3 separate regions of the Homo sapiens genome follow, and regions 2 and 3 are each linked to region 1. A link is a contact called in ENCODE Hi-C or POLR2A ChIA-PET data. All regions are on one chromosome and are shown on one strand. The core of a region is the stretch at or near the end of the contact, and the rest is flanking DNA. Distances in the headings are between cores, read along the strand shown.

What was found. Hi-C counts contacts between places; a loop is a spot of excess contacts on that map. ChIA-PET counts read pairs that join two places held with the same protein, here RNA polymerase II (POLR2A). Pooled maps may share reads with other maps.
Region 2: a pooled map shows a loop between it and region 1 (1.8-fold over the local background). The contact joins the enhancer-like site here to the promoter of NFIC in region 1. A Hi-C loop is called at or near these places in 2 of 50 pooled maps. POLR2A ChIA-PET finds 5 or more read pairs at or near these places in 4 of 52 experiments (GM12878, H1, WTC11 and 1 more).
Region 3: a pooled map shows a loop between it and region 1 (3-fold over the local background). The contact joins the promoter of TLE5 here to the promoter of NFIC in region 1. A Hi-C loop is called at or near these places in 4 of 50 pooled maps.

The regions. Positions count from the first base shown.
Region 1 is chr19:3,364,342-3,368,658 of GRCh38, forward strand. It overlaps NFIC (nuclear factor I C), which reads left to right and starts at 2,242. Exons shown (of 11, transcript NM_001245002.2): 1 at 2,242-2,325. The coding sequence starts at 2,296. RefSeq lists silencers at 1,871-1,960, 2,411-2,560, 2,851-3,250.
Region 2 is chr19:3,686,606-3,690,922 of GRCh38, forward strand. All of the region lies in intron 1 of PIP5K1C (phosphatidylinositol-4-phosphate 5-kinase type 1 gamma), which reads right to left. Among named protein-coding and RNA genes, the nearest start is that of PIP5K1C, 12 kb to the right of the region's middle. RefSeq lists silencers at 1,322-1,521, 1,542-1,751, 1,772-1,821 and enhancers at 2,634-2,703, 2,714-2,793. Within about 2 kb of position 1,251, at least 9 of the 41 ENCODE cell types and tissues checked have a DNase peak (open chromatin) inside an H3K27ac peak, as active enhancers do.
Region 3 is chr19:3,061,245-3,065,561 of GRCh38, forward strand. TLE5 (TLE family member 5, transcriptional modulator) reads right to left here and starts at 1,251. Exons shown (of 7, transcript NM_001130.6): 1 at 930-1,251; 2 at 1-13. The coding sequence starts at 956. RefSeq lists silencers at 65-334, 1,257-1,466.

The DNA of each region.
Region 1 (4,317 bases), core at 992-3,491:
GTTATGAGCTGGCGTCGCCCCATTTCACAGAGGGAGAGCCGAGGTGCAGAGAGACGAAGCTGCTGACTGGAGGAGACATAGACCCAAGCAGCGAGCCCACGCGGCAATTTAGGGAACCAACTGTGTGTGCTGCGGGGGTCCCTTGCCACCCAAACTGGGATATAGGCTGCTGTTCGTACACTTGCAGAAGTTTCTCCCTGCAGCTACCGCCACCAATAATATTCACACAGCCTTCCCACATGCTATGTAAAGACTCCAACCTTCCCCACCTCCCAAGATGCATCCTGTTACTATAGCCATTTTACAGATGAGGAAACCGAGGTTCCAAGAGGGGCAGTCTCTGCTCTCTAAACTTCACCTTCCAAAGGATTCTAAGCTGCTGAATGAAGGCTGCAGGCAGGGTGGTCTGTACAGGGGAGGGAGGGTGGAAGGCACGGGGTCTGGAAGTCTAGGAGGAGTGTCTGAAGTCAACTGCAACTTTTAAATATCTGTGAATTTTAGATTTCACCCTGTATGTGTCCCTAGCGTGTTTTAATAAAATAAATTGCTTCACGTTATATTGGTATGTGGATTTCCAGATACACTTCTCACCATTTAATTCAAATGCTCCCCACAGCTGCACAGTGGGTTTAAAATACACAGACACACACATTTATGGACCGTTCGTGATGTACTAAGCACTGTTTGAATAATGTCACCGTCATGCAGAGGGGAGCCTGTGGGGGGCCTAGGGAACCTACGCTGCAGGAATTCTGCTCCCTCCTAGTTTACCTGTCAGACCCTGGGCAAGTGGCTTCCGTTCTCTGGGCCTCAGTTTCCTCTCCTGTAATGCCTGAGGATAATGGGTGCTGGTATCTTCTGCGCCCCTGGGCCTGGGGCACCTGCCCCAGCTTGGTGAGAGGGTATCATTTGTCCTTGGGAAGCTCAGAGAGATGAGGTGAAATGGCCAAGCTTTCTAAGAATGTGTCTTTAGTGAACATTTGACCCAAGGTCAAGGCTCTGCTAAGGTCATTGTCCTTATCCCCAGCAATCCCACAGGATGGGCATCTTTAAGCCACTTTATAGGGGAGAACCCTTGGGATGGGAATGAGAGACACAGCAGCCTCTGAGCTAGCCTGGGAGGATCCAGGGAGTGAACCGGGGGAGGGTTGGGGCCCTGTCATCAGATGCCCTGGGGGCTCAGACGGAGGCAGGCCAGGTCTCTGCCCTGTTACGTCTAGAAGGAGAACAGAATGTGGGCTCCAGGTCCAGATGGCCTGGCTCCAAGCCACACTTGCCATACCTCAGTCTTGAGATCTGTGAAAAGGGCACACCCCTGAGGCAGGTGGAAATTATTGGATACCCAGGGGGAGGCTGCAAGGGTTTATCTGGCCAGCTGGAGATCCCGCCTGGACACCGTCCTCCTGGGGTGCTGGAGAGACACACAGGCGAGGCCACCCCTCCCCTGCCCCTTGGGTGCTGGGTGAAGAGAGCAAATTCTGGAGCCTCCCGTGTTAGCCTGGGCCCTTCTGGCCAAGGAAGGGACAGCTGCACACAAGCCCCTCTAGCTGGGGACCCGCAGCCCCTGCCTGGCTCTGGGGGGAGAAGGGAGCCAGGGTGCTGTGGGACCAGCTCACCGTGCACCCAGGGTCGTACATCTTTAAGGGGAAAGAGGCGCGCTGGCCGGCCTCTGCGCACGTCACTTCTTCATTCCTTCCCTCCCCCCTGGCTCTTTCCTCCAACTTCCCGGCCAGCTCGGGGGTGATGGGGGGGTGGGGAGGGGGGGCCTTAAAAATCCACCCCTGGCCCCTCAATGTCCAGAAACAACCCTGTCCCCCCTCTCCGCTTGATCCGAATTGGGGTCGCCCTGCAGTCCTGGGGTCCTGGTCTAGTGCCCTGGGGCATTGCGTAAATACGGGAGGAGCGGGGGGGTCCTGAGACGTCGGGGGAGGCTCTCCTTTCTCGCTCGCGCCCTTTTTTCCCTCGTTTCTTTGAAAGTTGGGTGTTGAGAAGTGGGAGGTTCGGGGTGGGAGGGGGAGGGTGTCAGAGGGTAGAGAGAGAGACAGAGAGACAGAGACGGGGGAGAGAGGAAGAGAGAGACGGAGGGAGAGAGGGACAGAGAGCGAGGCGGGCGGCGCGAGAGAGGGAGAGCAGGAGGGAGGAGGAGGGAGACCGAGGGAGGAGGCGGCGAGGAGAGCGCGCCGGCCGCGGGGCGGGGGGGGGGGTTGGGGGGGGCGGGGGGGTGGTTTGGAAAAATGACTCAGTAAGTTCAGCGCGCCCGCTCCGGCCGGCCCTGCGCCTCCCGCCGCGCCCGGGATGTATTCGTCCCCGCTCTGCCTCACCCAGGTACGGTCCTCGCCCGGCCCCCCGCCGGCGCCCCCGCGCCCCCCGCATCCCAGCCCCGGAGTTTTGAAGCAGGAGGAGGCGGGACGAAAAAGGCGCGCGTCCCTCCCGCCATCCCTGCCCGGGATGCCCCCCGCGCCGAGGGCTGGGGTCCGGTGGGGGGATGGGTCAGGCTGGGGTACCCCCCCCACACCCTTACCTACCGCGGACCCCCTACGCGGGACTCCCGCCCAGCACCCCCAACCCCGACTCTCGGGACCTCTCCCGGATGTGGGGCTTGGTCTGCAGATTTGCGTCCCCCCCCCACACACCGACGCACTCCGCACCCCCGCCCCGACACTCGGAAAGGTCGGGGTGGGGGCTGGCCCCCCTCCAGCAAGGGCTCTGCGGGAAGCCCCCCGCCTGCCTCTGAGAGGAATCTAGGGGGTCGTGATTGGACCCTGGGTCTCCCCAGCTGGAGAGAAAGGGACCTCTCATGTGTTTTCCCCGTGTCCCCCCACCAAGGTTGTGCGGGCCGCCCTGGCCCTCGGTCGCCTTTCCCTCGTTATTGGCCCACGTGTGCATGGAGGGGGAGGGGGCAGGAGAAGTTGGAGGCCCAGGAGGGGGAAGGGTGCTCCGGCGGCCCGGCTGGGTCCCCCCTCCTTTGCAAGCCCCCCAGCACCGTCCCGGTATTTTCGCTGCATCGATTCTGGATTCTGGATTCTGGATTCTGGAGCCGCCGCCGGGAGGAGCGGGAGGCCCGGCGCTCCGGGTCTGGCCCGGGCACTGCGGCGCTGCGGACGCCCTCGCCAGCCCGGCACCTGCCCCGTCCCCTCCCCCTCCCCCTCCCCCTCCCGTAGCCTCTCACCCCTGGCCGCACTCCCAGACTGCCCCGGGGCCGAGCCTTGTGCAATGGCCGAGGGGGTGTGTGGGGAGGGGGCGGCTCCCCCCGGGGACTCCTTCCAGCCCAGGCTCCCGGGGACCCCGAGGTCTGCAAGTTCCGTTTTCTAGACCGCTGCTTTCCTCCTTACGCAGTGTGTCTTTAGGCTGGAGAGGTTCTGGCCTCAGTTTCCCCTGAAGTGAGGTGCGGCTAAGGCCGGTTCTGGAGAGGGGACAGTATGGCGGGCAAACTGTAAAGTCCCGGCACGTGGGGGGTGCGATTCCAGCGAGGGCCAGGCCCGTCTTAAGAAGCACTGTGTGGGGAGTATATGAGTCCCCGGCTTCCGCTCCAGGGCATGGTGCAGTGAGGGACCCCCCACGCCAGGCATGCTCCTTGGTAGGGTCTTTCTCACCGGCCCCCTGCAGCCGACAGGGAATGTGGGAGCTGGTGCTGAGGGGGTCTGAGGTCTGTCCTACCTGTGATCCCCTGAGTGACCTTGGGTAAGTCCCTGTCCCAGCCTCAGTTTCCCTTTCTGAGCAGCTTTGGGGGGGGGGTTCCCGAAGAAGGCATCTCTTTGAAGTTCTCCAAGAACAACTAGGGTTCGAGTGGGCACGCTGTGTGACCTCGGGCAGCCTTTGAAGTCTCTGGGCTTGTGGGGTGACTGAGGTGTCCCCGCTCTGTCCTCACCAGCTGGAAGGAGCCATTTGGGAGGGCTGAGCGGAGGGGAGGCTGTTCCAGGCTGGGGAGGTTGGAAGGCTGCCTGTGCACCCTGGAATTCCCCCATCAGGGCTGGTTGGGAGACATCCTGGTTGCTGGGGTGGGTTGGGGGTTAGTAAGAACCCCAGTCCAGGCTTTGCCTCAGAGAATTGCTAACTCGGCCTCAGTTTCTCCAGGAACAGGGCAAGGACCAGCCAGGAGGGCTGTCTGTGGAAACCAAAAAACGGAGAGGCTAAAAACTAAAAACTATCCAGGGGTGCTGCGTGCAAGAGACAGAGATGAGAAGACAGAGACAGGCAGAGAGACAGAGGCAGAGAGCTCCCAGGCCAGAGTGGGGACAGCGAGTCCCAAGTGCAGGGGGCTCCCTCCTCCCCTGCGATTCTCCTCTCTGCCCCGCCCTCCACCCCAGCCCTGTAGTG
Region 2 (4,317 bases), core at 1-2,500, 320 kb after region 1:
TACTCAGGAGGCTGAGGCAGGAGAATCACTTGAACCCAGGAGGTGGAGCTTGTGGTGAACCGAGATCGCACCATTGCACTCCAGCCTGGGCAACAGGAGCGAAACTCCGTCTCAAAATAAATAAATAAATAAAATAAAATAAAATAAAATAAAATAAAATAATTACAAACTGGAATGAATGTAATAGCTAAAACTATAAAACTACTTAAGAAAATGGGGTAATAAATCTTTGTGACCTTGGATTAGGCAACAATTTCTTAAATAAACACCAAAAGCATAAGCAAGCAAAGAAAAAAACAGATCAAGGCCAGGTGCAGTGGCTCACACCGGTAATCCCAGCACTTTGGGAGGCCGAGGCAGGTGGATAGCCTAAGGTCGGCAGTTCGAGAGCAGCCTGGCCAACATGGTAAAACCCTGTCCCTACTAAAAACACAAAAATTAGCCGGGCATAGTGGTGCACACCTATAATCCCAGCTACTCTGGAAGCTGAAGAAGAAGATTGGCTTGAACCCGGGAGGCAGACGTTGCAGTGGGCTGAGATCATGCCACTGCACTCCAGCCTGGGTGAAAAGAGTGAGACTCCGACTCAAAACAAAAACAAAAAAAATTAGCCAGGCATGGTGGCACATGCCTGTAGTCCCAGCTACTCAGGAGGCTGAGATAGGAGAATTGCTTGAACCTGGGAGGCGGAGGTTGCAGTGAGCCGAGACTGCGCCACTGCACTCCAGCCTGGGTGGCAGACTGAGACTCAGTCTCAAAAAGAAAAGAATTTAAGAAAGAAGTCCAAGTGTGCAATAAGGAATATGTCCCAACAGGGCAGGAAAGGAAGAAAGGACCCACAGGTGCAGGGAGCGGTGAGGGCCTGTGGGAAGGGGACACAGACGCACATACACGCACACATGCACATACATGCACACATGCACACGCACACACATACATGCACACATGCACACGCACACACATGCACACGCACACACATGCAGATACACACATGCATACACGCACACACACGCACAGGCCCTCAGAGGACACCACAGAACACCTGCGGGACACAGCAAGGAAGGGGTGAGGTGGCTGGAGGGGAGGGTACACCTGGGGGACCCCAGCACGGTGGAGGGACAGCCTGGGGTCCACCCGAGTAGTAGGCCGCCCCTCTTCCTTGCCCCTTCTCCCTTCTCCCTGCCGGGTGCTCCCCGCAGGGCATAGAGTGATCGCTTTCCCCGCAGCAGGTGGGCGGGCAGGAGCCAGGCCGGTAAACAGGAAGCTCTGCGCAGGCGGGCGGAGCATCCAGAACTCCGCAGGCCCTGAGGTGTTGGGTCGTTTCCCAGGGCCCCAATGTCCAGGGAGAAAGAGGCTCCACTCTCAGCACCAAGCTCCCGGGCGGGCCGGGGCAGGAGGCTGTGGGGCGTGGCCAGCCCGCAGGTGGCGGGGCCGACGGGATGGGTCAGGGTGCACAGAGCACACGCCAGCCCCTGGGGGAAGCCCGGCCCGTGCGGGCTGCGGGAGATCCTGATGGGCCCCGAGCTGAGGCTCCCGCAGCCAGGGTCTGCGCGTGGTCCCCACCTCCTTGCGCGCTCCGTCTCCAGCACAGCAGAGGTGGACGCCCCTCGCGGCTGGCTCCCCAGCGTCCCTGTCCTCCAGGGGCGCAGCGTCCCTCCGGGGAGTACAGTGTCCCTGAAGGGAATTCCTTCCAGAGCCTGAGGTTAGGCCGTGGTGGGAAACAGAGCGGGGTGCCGCAGGGGAGCCCGCAGGAGCTCCTGTTCCTCACCTGCGAGGGGGGGACGGCCTCTGGCCCCCTGCTGTGGGCGGGGAGGGATCTAGAAGACCGGAAGGCTATTTCCAGGGCAGCACCCCCAGGACTCTGGGGCACACACGTCCCCAGGCAGCTCCGGTGAGGCCACCCTCGCCCCCTGGTTTCAACTCCTGCTGTGAGCACCTGGCCTTTCCCTGGTCCACTGAGAGCCGCGTGTGTTTTTTGCGGTTTTGCTGGTGATTCTGCTGCTGAAATTGCCCCCCCAGGCATTGTCCTCAGGTGGTTTCGTGTCCCTCAGGGCTAGAGACCCGGATGAGCCCCATGGAGAAACCCGTAGTGAGAGAAGCTTTGCTCAAACAGGACTGAGAGCGGAAAGAGAGAGAGAGAGAGGAGAGTGGGGGGAGAACGAGAGCGAGAGACACACCGAGCTGGTGGGCCGGGGGAGGGGGACCCACACCCACGTCGCCATGGCCCCCCACCCCGTTTTTGAGCCCCCACACAGCCGAATACATGCCCCCGGTCCCCCTTCCAGCCTTGTCCCCAACACAGCCTGCAAATGGGCGGGGGCCTGGGAGAGTGCCCGGGATGGGGCTGGGGGGTGGGGGGGGCTTGGCGCACGCGGCCTATGGTCTGTGAGCTCCCTGTGGATAAATCAACAACACGGGTGTCTTTAAAATTTTCTTAGGATCTCACTCTGTCGCCCAGGCTGGAGTGCAGTGGTGCAATCACGGCTCACTGCAGCCTCAAACTCCTGGGCTCAGTAATCCAGTTATTCTCCCACCTCAGCCTCCCAAAGTGCTGGGATTACAGGTGTGAGCCACCGCACCCAGCCCTAAAATAACACGCCTTGAAATAAAAACGAACATACAACAAGGTCACGTATCGACTGGCTGATGGAAACATCATGCCCAGAGGCTCACAGGAACCCGACCTTGGGTTTCCCCTGGAGCCAGGGCTCAGTGTGCGCCTGAAGTGTCTGCAGCAGCTTCACAAAGGAACTACCACAAACAGGCCTGGCGCAGTGGCTCATGCCTGTAACCCCAGCACTTTGGGAGGCTGAGGTGGCTGGATCACAAGGTCAGGAGTTCGAGACCCACCTGGCCAACATGGTGAAACCCTGTCTCTACTAAAAATACAAAAATTAGCCGGGTGTGGTGGCGGGCGCCTGTAATCCCAGCTACTTGGGAGGCTGAGGCAGCAGAATTGCTTGAAACCGGAAGACAGAGGTTTCGGTGAGCTGAGATCGCGCCACTGCACTCCAGCCTGGACGAGAGGGCAAAACTCCGTCTCAAAAAAATAAAATAATTAAAATAAAATAAAGAACTACCACAAATAATGGAACTGGCTGCTTCAGGCAGAGAGGTACCATGCCAGCAATCAACACGCAAATGGCCTGACATAATCACACACGCACACGCTAACACACACACACTAACTCACATGCACTCTCACACACACAAACTTGCACACACTAACGTACACTCCCCCCCCACACACAGAATGATAAAGACATGGCAAAACGTTAGCAGCTGGTGGATCTCTGTGCGGGCTGTACAGGTCTTCACTGTAGCATTCTTGCCCCTTCTATAGGCTGGAAAGCTTTCCAAATAAACTATTTTTAATAGCCTAATATAATCTGAGCCCCAAGTGTATGGGCCAGAGAAACACCTGGGGTGACAGTCATTATCTCCACAGAGATGGAGAGGGTGAGGTGGGACTCACTTTTTACTCACTGCAAGTCTGATTACTTTTTTTTTTTTTAACTGTGAACATGTTATCATTTGTTCAAGACGAGACATGGCTGTAGCATGAAGGTAAAGGCAGAGGAGTGGAGCAGAATAAAAAGTCCAGAAATAGGCTGGGCGCACTGGCTCACACCTGTAACCCCAGCACATCGAGAAGCCAAGGCAAGAGGATCACTTGAGGCCAGGAGCTCGAGACCAGCCCAGGCAACATGGGAAGACCCTGTCTCCATAAAAGATGAAAAATTAGCTATGCATGGTGGCGCACACCTGCAGTCCCAGCTAGTTGGGAGGCTGGTTTGAACCCAGGAGGTCGAGGCTGCGGTGAGCTACAATCGTGTCACTGAACTCTAGCCTGGGTGATACAGCGAGACCCTGTCTTAAAAAAAAAAAAAAAGAATTGAAATGTGAACAAAAAAGAAGCTAAGTTATAAAAGTCTTAGCAGAATTTAATCATAACCTCAGAACAGGAAGACTTTCCCATTCATGACACCAAACTAGGAAACCAGAAAAGGAAAGAGTGATAAGTTTGACCACATAAACCCCAAAATACCTGCCAGACGTTAACAATCATCGTAGGAGAAGATGGGCAAAGAAGTACCTGCACTTGTGTCACCAATAAATGAGTAGCTGCCATAACAAATAAAGAGCTCCTACGAATCAACAAAATGGTGACAGATAACTGTAGACTGGGAAAGACACAATCATACAGGTCCCAGAAAATGAGGTCAGAGTTCAACCTGACGTGTGTGCTTACAAGAAGGAACTGTGCAAGGAAAATGGGCCGGGGAGGGTGGAGGTCGGGGCCACGGAGCTTGCAGG
Region 3 (4,317 bases), core at 1-2,500, 300 kb before region 1:
GGTGCGAGGAGCCCTGTAGGGATGGGGCGGCCCGGGTCAGGCCCAGGCGTGGGCTGGACCCCCCTCAAGGGCCGGCTAGGAGGGAGCGGCCGCGCAGCTGCGGCGCCCCCCCTCCTGCCCCACTTCCTGGGCCCGTGTTTACGGCCCCTGGCGCGACCCCACCCGCGCTTCCTGCCCCCCGCCTCTCCCGGGGGAAGCCGAGCGGGTGGGTGCGCCCGGAGCCGCCCCGTCCCCCGCCACCCCCAGGCAGTGGGGGTGCGTTTTAAGGCCCGCCCTAGATGGGGGGCAGGGTGCGCCCTCTACCGCCCTCCAAAGCGCCGGGAGGGAGTGCACATCCGAGGGGGGTAGAAACGCGCCCTAGGGAGCCCCCTCCCCAAGTTGGGGGGCAGCGATTCCTCCCTGCAAAGTCCTCTTGGGGGAGGGGTCTCTCTCTCGGTGCTCGAAATCTTCCGGGGGGGCCCAACCCCAGATTCCCAGCGCCCTTCCTCGGGGACACGCTCTTCCGGGAGGGGTGCGCCTCGGATCACCCCCCCCACCACAGGCCCCCAAAGGATCCCCGGGCTAGAGGTGCCTCGCGGGGCTTCCGGAGCGCCCCAGGCCCGAGGCCAAGGCCGTCCGAGGCCCTGACTGTCCCGGCGGGTTGGGGGGGGGGGGCGCCAAGCCGGGAGCTGCGGCGGGGGGGCTCGGGGCCCGGAAGCTGGGGTGGATCGGGAACTGGAGGGGGGGTGTCCGGGGGCCGGCGGCAGGAGGGGAGGGGGGTCGCGCCGGGCTGGGAGCTGGAGAGGGAAGACAGGGCCGGGGAGTTGGGGGGGGCGCCGGGCCGGAGGCACCGGGCCTGGGGGTTGGGGGGCGCGGGGCCGGGAGCCGGGGGTCGGGGGCGTAGGGCCCGGATCCGGGGTGGGGGCGCCGGCCGGACGGGCCCCGCTTACCGAATGCCTGCTTTGTGGAAACATCATGTCAATCGCGGCGGGGGGCGCGGGCTGCGCCCCGGCTGTGCGCCCCGGCTCGGGCTGCTGGGGGCGCCGGGCGGCCGCGCCTTTGTCCCGGCGCCGATCGGCAGCTCCCGGGGCCGCCGCCGCCTCCCGCGCCCGGCCTCGCCCGCTTCCTGCGCCCCCTCCCCGCGCGCCCGGCCCCGGCGCGCCCCGGGCCCCGCTTCCTGCGCGCCCGGCGCCCCTCCCCGCCCCTCCCCGCCGCCCGCCTCCCCGCTCCCCGGCCCCACCGCTATTGTCTAATGGCGGCGACGCCGGCAGTGGCCGCGGCTCGGCTGCTGCGGAGGCTTCGGCTCCACCTGCCGCCGCCCGTGCCCCGTGCGCGCCGCCGAGGGGGGGGACGCGCGCGCCCGGGGAGGCCTGCGGATCCCCACGCCGGCCCGCCTCCCCGTGGCCCGCCCGCCGCGGTGACCTTGGGCCCGGCCCGCCCCCGCCCCGGGCAGCGGCCCCCGCCACCCTCTCCTACCCGGCAGCCGGCCGGGCCTCGGTTTCCCCATCTGTCAAAGAAAAGGGACCCGGCTGCCCGCGTCGAAGCCGCCGGCCCTGCTGTGGCACGACCTGGACGCGTGCCACGGACGTGCTCTGTGACCTTGGCTCTGGCTGGGCGGTGGTTCTTGCTGAGCCTTAGTTTCCTTTTCTGCAGAAAGGCAGCGGTAATGCCGCCTTCCTGAGGGAAGCCATTCTTGTGACACATTTATAGAACGCCTACTGTGTGCCAGGCCCCGCTGCTCCAGGGCCCTGGGGTGGGGCGGGGCGGGGGTGGGTCCCTGCCCTGGTGGTGGTGCCTGGAGACAGACAGAGACAAATTCACAAGCTGAATTCCTGGCAGGTCAGATGGTGGGGACAGTTCTGCAGAAAAACCAGCCGGGAGAATGGCAGGGTAGGAAGGTGCAAAGTTAAAGAGGTGGGAGGGAGGATCAGAGACGGCTTCCTCCACCCCTAAAGCGACCTGAAGAAGGAGGGAGAACAGGGGGATGGGGTACAGAGGTAGTCAGAGGCAGGACCAACAGGTGCAAAGGCCCTGGGGCAGGACTGTGCCTGGCAGCAGAGTGCCCGGGGGGAGGTCAGGAAGGCCGGAGGGAGGCAGGGCCGGGGGCTTCGTGCTTTTGTCCAGGGCCCCCCCACCCCACAGCAGGGCTTGTGCTTGGGTTAATATTTACTGCTGCATTTTGAGATTTCTAATCATTTTTGAACAAGGGGCCTTTGAGTTTTCTTTTGCACTGGGCCCTGCTAACTCTGTAGCTGGTGAAGCAGGCCAGTCCAGCAAGGACTTGTGGGTCTTGGGGAGGACTTGGGATTTTGCTCTGAGTGAGGTAGGAGCCCTGGAAGGCTGTGGGAGGAGGAGGGACGGGACCTGGTGGTTGGTTGGTTTGTTTTTTGAGATGGAGTTTCGCTCTTGTTGCCCAGGCTGGAGTACAATGGCACAATCTCAGCTCACCGCATCCTGGGTTCAAGTGATTCCTGCCTCAGCCTCCCGAGTAGCTGGATTACAGGCACGTGCCACCACGCCCCGCTAATTTTGGAGTTTTAGTAGAGACGGGGTTTCTCCATGTTGGTCAGGCTGGTCTTGAACTCCCGACCTCAGATGATCTGCCCGCCTCGGCCTCCCAAAGTGCTGGGATTACAGGCGTGAGCCACCGTGATCAGCTGTTTGTTTGTTTTTGAGATGGAGTCTCACTCTGTTGCCCAGGCTGGAGTGCAGTGATGTGATGTTGGCTGACTGCAGCCTCTGCCACCCGGATTCAAGTGATTCTCCTGCCTCTGCCTCCTGAGTAGCTGGGATTACAGGTGCGCATCACCACGCCTGGCTAATTTTTGTATATTTAGTAGAGACAGGTTTCACCATATTGGCCAGACTGGTCTTGAAATCCTGACATCAGGTGATCCTCCCGCCTCCACCTCCCAGAGTGCAGGGATTACAGGTGTGAGCCACTGCGCCTGGCCCTGGACTTGGGCTTTTGCTCTGAGTGAGGTGGGAATCCTGGAGAGCCGTGGGAAGAGGAGGGATGGGACCTGGTGGCGGTTATTAAAGGATCCCTCTCTCTGCCACGCAGAGAACAGGTCCCAAAGAGGCTACTGAAATAAGGCTATGACATTAAGGTCCCCCTTTGGCAGGTGCGAAACACAGTCTCTTCATCATCGTCATCCACTAGGCAGCCTGCTCCCTTGAATGAATGCAATTGATTTGGGCCTTGGGTGTTCCCATCTGTAAAATAGACTTGGAACCCCAGGCTCCTTACCTTGGCAGGTAAGGGTGATAGCCTTCAGTGATCAAGATTAATAATCTTTAAAGCAGTGTTTTAATATTTTTATTAAAAAAAAATTTTTTTTTTGAGGTGGAGTCTCACTGTGTGGCCCAGGCTGGAGTGCAGTGGTGCCATCTCGGCTCACTGCAAGCTCCACCTCCCGGGTTTATGCCATTCTCCTGCCTCAGCCTCCCGAGTAGCTGGGGCTACAGGCGCCCACCACCACGCCCGGCTAATTTTTTGTATTTTTAGTAGAGACGGAGTTTCACTGTGTTAGCCAGGATGGTCTCGATCTCCTGACCTCGTGATCTGCCTGCCTCGGCCTCCCAAAGTCCTGGGATTACAGGCGCGAGCCACCACACCCGGCCTAAAAAAATTTTTTCAGACACAGTCCTCTGTTGCATAGGCTAGAGTGCAGTGGTGCAATCATAGCTCACTGCAGCCTCCCACTCCTGGGCTCAAGTGATCCTCCGACCTCAGCATCCTGAGTAGCTGGGACTACAGGAGTGCACCACCATGCCCAGCTAATTTTAACATTTTTTGTAAGCCGGGAGCAGTGGCTCATGCCTGTAGTCCCAGCACTTTGGGAAGCCGAGGCCAGTGGATCACAAGCTCAGGAGTTCGAGACCAGCCTGGCCAACATGGTGAAACCTCGTCACTACTACAAATACAAAAATTACCGGGGTGTTTTGGCGGGCGCCTCTAATTCCAGCTACTTGGAGGCTGAGGCAGGAGAATCGCTGGAAGCTGGGAGGTGGTGGTTGCAGTGAGCCAAGATCGCGCCACTGTACTCCAGCCTGGGTGACAGAGTGAGACTCTGTCTCAAAAAAAAAAAAAAAAAAAAGATGAGGCTAGAAAGGATTAGGATTTTGGATTTTTAAGATTACTACTACTTGGTGGCCGGGTGTGGTGGCTCACACCTGTAATCTCAGCGCTTTGGGAGGCCGAGGCAGGCGGATCACCTGAGGTGAGGAGCTTGAGACCAGCCTGACCAACATGGAGAAACTCCGTCTCTACTAAAAATACAAAATTAGCCTGGCATGGTGGCTCACGCCTGTAATCCTAGCCACTTGGGAGGCTGA